Regions from separate parts of the Homo sapiens genome. Here region 2 is linked to region 1. A link is a contact called in ENCODE Hi-C or POLR2A ChIA-PET data. All regions are on one chromosome and are shown on one strand. The core of a region is the stretch at or near the end of the contact, and the rest is flanking DNA. Distances in the headings are between cores, read along the strand shown.

Region 1 (2,869 bases), core at 230-2,729:
AGCTCCACAGGTGATCTGATCCAACCCCTGAGAAGGCAAACATCACAAAAGTGTGCATCAATAACAACATTAGGCAACTCGCAAGAAATGCAGATCAGAAGACAGAACATTGCTACAAGAATTTAGAGAAATGATGGAGAAAGCCAGCAACATGGTGTCACACATTTTTTTGAGCATAGTACTTAAAAATACTTTACGTATTATGTATATTTATATATTTTACATTTTTTCCTGAGATACTTGGGACAGAGTTAGAATAATAAAGAGAATTATAGAGGATGTGTGAGAAAATTTGCCGTAGGTGGAATTTCCTGAAGGTCTACGAGTAAAGACACTGTATTTCCTTAAAGGAGGAAAAAGATGGAACCTCTCCTCAGCTCATGACAGCCTTCCTTCAGGTTTATATTGATCCACAAATTATTTAGTAAGTGCATACTACGTTCCAGGCACTACACAACAGGCATAGTTCTTGGTGCTGGGAATACAATAAAGAATAAAATTTCCAATACTTTCTGCCCTCATGGAGCTTACATTCTCATGGGGGTGCGAGGGAGGGTGAGGGGTGTGAGGAGAAACATAAACAATAGAAATAAAGTATGTAATATAATATATGGTACTAAGTGCTATGGGGAAAAATAAAACCAGAAACAGGGACTGGGTGTGCCGCGTAAGGCGATTCATTTTAGGGAGATCATGGAAAGTCTCGCTGAGCTGATAACATCTGAACAAAGATACCTTGTCCTCACCACCTAGAAAGCGGTCCTAAGCCGATCACTGGAAACACCTCTGCCTCCGACCATCCCATATTGTCTTTCTCCTTGTGTTCCCAGCGCCGGTACAGTAACAGAGCTGCCACCAATTACTGAGCACAGAGTCCCCCTCCAATCAAGCACTGTGCCAGGGGCTCCCCAGACATAACGTTAGTCCAAAGCTCGGGAGGTGCATGTTACTATTCCCAATTTTTAGAGAAGAAAGTGAGTCGCCGACAGCATATGTTCTTATCACGCGGCTAGGAAGCGGCAGAGCCGGGTTCCCACCCAGGTCTTCCTCGACTCCGAAACCACATGGAGGCGGCTCTGCAAAAGCTGTTAAACGCACAAGCCAACAAAGAGCAACGCCCAGCGCGTGCCAGGCCCCGAGCAGGGGAGGCGAACGCCGCGCCTCCCGCCGGCGCTGCAGAGGGCACCTGTTCAGCCAGGGCCTGCAGCCCCTCGCCTGCCGCCAGAGCAGCTCTCGGTTCTCCCGGATTTACCTGTTGAGGCGCTGGCGTCGCTCCCACGCCGGTCCCGGTGGCCGCGCCCGCCCCTGCCACAGCCCCGGCTACCGCGGTGGCCGCAGCCGCTACCACAACCGTCGTCAGTGCGGCCATGTTTACCCGCCGAGCTACTCGGGCCGCGGCGGCCACCGGTGCCTGGGGATTCGTGGCAGGCGCACCCTGGCCTCTGCAGACAGCTCCCTGCGCTGCGGGCTTGGCCGGGATGCAGGGCGGGGCCGAGATGTAGGGCGGGGTCGGGATGCAGGGCGGGGCTGAGATGCGGGGGTGCAGGGGTGCGGGGGTGCGGGAGGGGCGGGACTGGGGTGCAGGGCGGGGCCGAAATGCGAGGCGGGGGCCGGGATTCAGGCGGGGAGGGGCGGGGCGAGGGAGGGGCAAGGTGCCGGGCGGAGCCGGGATGCAGGGGAGGGGCGGGTCTGGGGTTCTGGGGCGGGCGGGTGTGGGGGCGGGGCGGGGCGGGGCGGGGGCTGCGCTCTGCCCTGTCGCGGGTTTATATACCCTTTGGGCACTTAACCGACTGTGCCAGCCCAGTCCCATACCTGTCAAGAAAATTCATTGTCTTACATCGTCCTTAAATTTTATTCGTGTTATAGTCAATATATACATATTTTTACCTAATATACATCCGCTTTCTAGGTTTCTACTTAGCGCTGCTGAGACTGAGTCTAAATGAAAAAACATTATCAATGGATTCTAACAATAAATCATATTTTAGATTTTTAAAGAAAAAAACCCAGCTTGCTCCACAGAACCAGATATCAGAGGCAGGAATGCCACAGTTACATTCCTAGGACTTGGTCAATGAGAAGACAGATTCCAAAAATACAGTGCTGGGAAGTTGGAAAAAAGCCACAGATGACGCTTCCAGTCAAGACAACCTGTGGCAACTGAGCTGATTTCTGTAGGTACTACCTTTTCCCCCTTTATAGAAATCGATTCATTCAGTCAGTCAATATGGAGCTCCTAGCATATGTCAGGCACTGTTCTAGGCCTTGGGAATTCATTGTTGAATTAGACACATAGGTAAGGTTCCTTCACCTTTAACAAGTAAACAAATAGGTATTTATTGAGCAATTCCTTTATGCCAGGGCTGTTATAAGTGCTTTATATGCACTTTTGCATTTAATCTTCACAAATAACTTCATGAAGTAGGTACTATTATCATCTCCATTTCAGTGATAAAGTTAAGGATCACATGGCCACACAGGTAGAGGGTAGGATACCTATCTAGACAGCCTGACTCCAGAGACCATCCTGGTAGAGGTATTAAACAGGCAGCGGGATAAACGCCTCTGGAGCCCAGGAGAGAGAGAGCTAAAGATACGAATTTGATCTTCCTATAGAAAATATTTGAAATAAGACTGAATGAGCTCACCCAGGGTGAGTATAAATTGAAGTCTGAGAACTAAGCCTAGGCCACTCCGAGAAGGTGACCACGGACAAGAGGAGAAGGGGACCAATATGGAGAGATCTGTGAGAAGGGAGGAAAACCGGAAGTCTGTGGAGGGAAGTTTTTGCAGAAGAGGCCGGACGTGGTGGCTTACGCCTGTAATCCCAGCACTTTGGGAGGCCGAGGTGGGCGGATCACGAGGTCAG
Region 2 (2,787 bases), core at 240-2,739, 70 kb after region 1:
AATTCTGAGTAGGAAAAACATATCTTGGCCATGACCTTGAGCCCCCTGCCTTTCCTCCCTTCTCTTGTTCCCTCACCATTAAATGCTTGTTAGCTGCCTATATTGCTGCTCTTGACTTTCTGCTCTCATCACCAAGGCAGACAACTGGTTTTCTTTTCTTTCCATTTTCACTGCAGACATTGAAGTTCTGCAGTTTCCAGCAAGCAAATCGGGCACAAAAATAGTCTCCTCCAGTTGAGTAGGTGATGGTTACCTGGATGGGAGTAATACATAGGAGGCTTGTCACAAGAAGAAAAGTACCATCTTATAGGGCAGACAGTTGATTTATAAGCAAAGAAAATAAAGAAGGAATGCTTGCATGATTTTAGATGGACCAAAGGAAAATATACCACCAGGGTGCAGGGTGTCATCTCCTCAATTCTTTTCCTGCTCAGTGGCCTCTTCTCCTTTTTGTAAAGAGTCGTAACTTTCCAATTCACCAAGTATACCCTCAGCCTAGGATGATGGTAAGAAAGAGGATGGTGGGTTTGGGTGGAGGAGGAGGTTCTTACTCTCAGGATACTGGGCCTCTTTTCCCTAATCTCATGTCTGGAGCTCTCCATTAAAGGTCTGATCTCCAACTTAAACTGGACTCTAGATCTCTGGGTCTGAAGGATCAGCCTGGCTCCAATTAATGCTAAAGACCTGCCCTTTCCTCTTCACCCCTGGGCTGTGCTCTCTCTCTCTCCATCCATCCATTATCTATCCATCCCTCTATCCATCCATCCATCCATTTTATTGGGGCTGTCACTCTGGAGAACCCTTACTAATACACCAGCCCTGAGCCTGTTCTGCAAGGTGGTGTATGCAGGAGGGCCTGAGAAGCAAAAAGACTGGTTCCTATGTAAGGCTCCGGAATCCCTTATCCTTTCCTTTTCTCCTCATTTTGGGCTCCTCTCTTTTGATTATTTTTCTCCTATCTGCTCCATGAAAGGACACAAAACTCCTCCAAGGAGTGCTGGTAAGTGTAGGCTGGTGGAGCCTCCCCAGAAATACACAGAGCTGAGCATTACCCTTGAGGGATTGGGGGAGACCCACCATCCCACCATGTGCTCCATGACTTCTTTATGATAGTACCAGGCCTTGGGCCCATTGATCAGCTTGAAATCTGATGACATTGAATTGCTCATTGGGCCTGAATTTGGAGTTGCATGGGGCACCTCCCACAGAGCCTGTAGCCTAGTGGCCAAGTGTCTGCTAAGCTATGAGGGCAGCTAATAGCCTTGCCAAGGCCTACCTCACTAGGGTAAATGAGTTTGTTGCTATGGCAAAGTGTAACTGTCTTTGTGCCTATGAACTGTTATGTGAGCCTATCAAGGAATGTCAAGCTGTTTCCAGTTGGCCAAGTTCTATTCTGTCTGCCCTGATGCTTCAAGGAGATAAAAGACCTCGGCATTCTCTACAGCTTGCTGGATATGAATCATCACATGCATCCTGCTTTCAAGCAGCTGCTGCATAATCCTCTGCAGGCACAGGGTGGAATGCAGGCTTAGGACAAGAGAAGGAGAGCCGTGGGCAAGTACTATACATGTTGTCCTATGTCCGAAATTGGTGGACCACTTTAGTACTAGAATGTTTAATTTTACTTTTCTCAAGAAATAAAACATCCTAAGGCAGTCCTAAACCATTCTGACTTTTAAAAAGGAATAATAATGAATCTAGAAGAAGTAAAACTTCCACTCAAGTCTATACTTTTCCCACTAGGTTGAGAAGGTGGACAGGGAGGGGCAGTGTAGGCATGGGTTGGAGACAAGTTGGAAGGATATCATAAGGAAGAGAGGAAAAAGTGCATTTTGTATTGTTCCAGAAGCCAAAACAAAGGAAGAAGAGTTAGAAAGCAGCAATTTTTTCTTGGTATAAACAAATGTGTGTTTGTAAAAAAGGGTTTTTTAGTGTGGTAAAATATATATAACATAAAACTTACAATTTTCACCATTTATAAGAGCACAATTCAGGAGCATTAAGTACCTTGATATTGTGGTGCAACCATTGTCACCATCCATGTCTACATGGGTTTTATCTTTCCAAACAGAAATTCTGTACCCTTTAAATGATAACTCCCCATTTCCCTTCCCCCAGCCCCTTGGAATCACCATTCTACTTTCTGTATCTCTGAATTTGACTGTTTCAGCTGCCTCATATAAATGGGATCATATGATATATATCCTTTTGTGTCTGGCTTTTTTTTACTTAAGAACATCAAACATTATGATGTTTTCAAGGTCCATCCACATTATAACATGTGTCAGAATTTCCTTCCTTTTTAAAGGCTGAATAATATGCTACTTTATGTATATACTCAATTTATCTATTCATTTATCAATGGACATTTGGATTGTTTTTACTTTTTGGCAATTATGAATAATGCTGCAATGAACATGGGTGTACAAATATCTGTCTGAGTCACTGCTTTTAATTATTTTATTTTGGGCATTAAATATATTTTCTAATGAACTTAACTAGAAGAAAGATCTGTCTGCCCTTGAAGTGTAGAAATTCTCCTTTACTGGGGCTAATAAAGTTTCTGGAAAATGCCCAGCCTTGAAAGACACCAGAGAAGAGAATGCCATCTCTAAATAGGATATTTGACTAACCTAGTGACTCTTAAACCAGGTTCTACTTCTAATCACATGAGTAGCACCTAGAAATTATAGCTGCCTAGGAATCTGATGGACACCACATTAACAAGGTAATTAAACGTAACATCACAAATTATGAGGCAAACTGACATCATGTGTCTCCTAGTAT

Evidence for each region. A loop is a pair of places that touch in the nucleus more often than their neighbours do. ChIA-PET counts read pairs that join two places held with the same protein, here RNA polymerase II (POLR2A). Pooled maps may share reads with other maps.
Region 2: a pooled map shows a loop between it and region 1 (4-fold over the local background). The contact joins the enhancer-like site here to the promoter of CCDC112 in region 1. A Hi-C loop is called at or near these places in 4 of 168 maps with a recorded cell type or tissue (Calu3, IMR-90, astrocyte of the cerebellum and 1 more) and 6 of 50 pooled maps. POLR2A ChIA-PET finds 5 or more read pairs at or near these places in 7 of 52 experiments (HEK293, HEK293T, MCF 10A and 3 more).

What each region holds. Positions count from the first base shown.
Region 1 is chr5:115,295,175-115,298,043 of GRCh38, forward strand. CCDC112 (coiled-coil domain containing 112) reads right to left here and starts at 1,480. Exons shown (of 10, transcript NM_001040440.3): 1 at 1,253-1,480. The coding sequence starts at 1,369. It overlaps LOC105379129 (a long non-coding RNA gene), which reads left to right and starts at 1,754. Exons shown (of 5, transcript XR_948684.3): 1 at 1,754-2,174. RefSeq lists a silencer at 1,129-1,578.
Region 2 is chr5:115,365,047-115,367,833 of GRCh38, forward strand. LOC105379130 (a long non-coding RNA gene) reads right to left here. Exons shown (of 2, transcript XR_948686.1): 2 at 1-253. Among named protein-coding and RNA genes, the nearest start is that of CCDC112, 70 kb to the left of the region's middle. Within about 2 kb of position 1,490, at least 2 of the 41 ENCODE cell types and tissues checked have a DNase peak (open chromatin) inside an H3K27ac peak, as active enhancers do.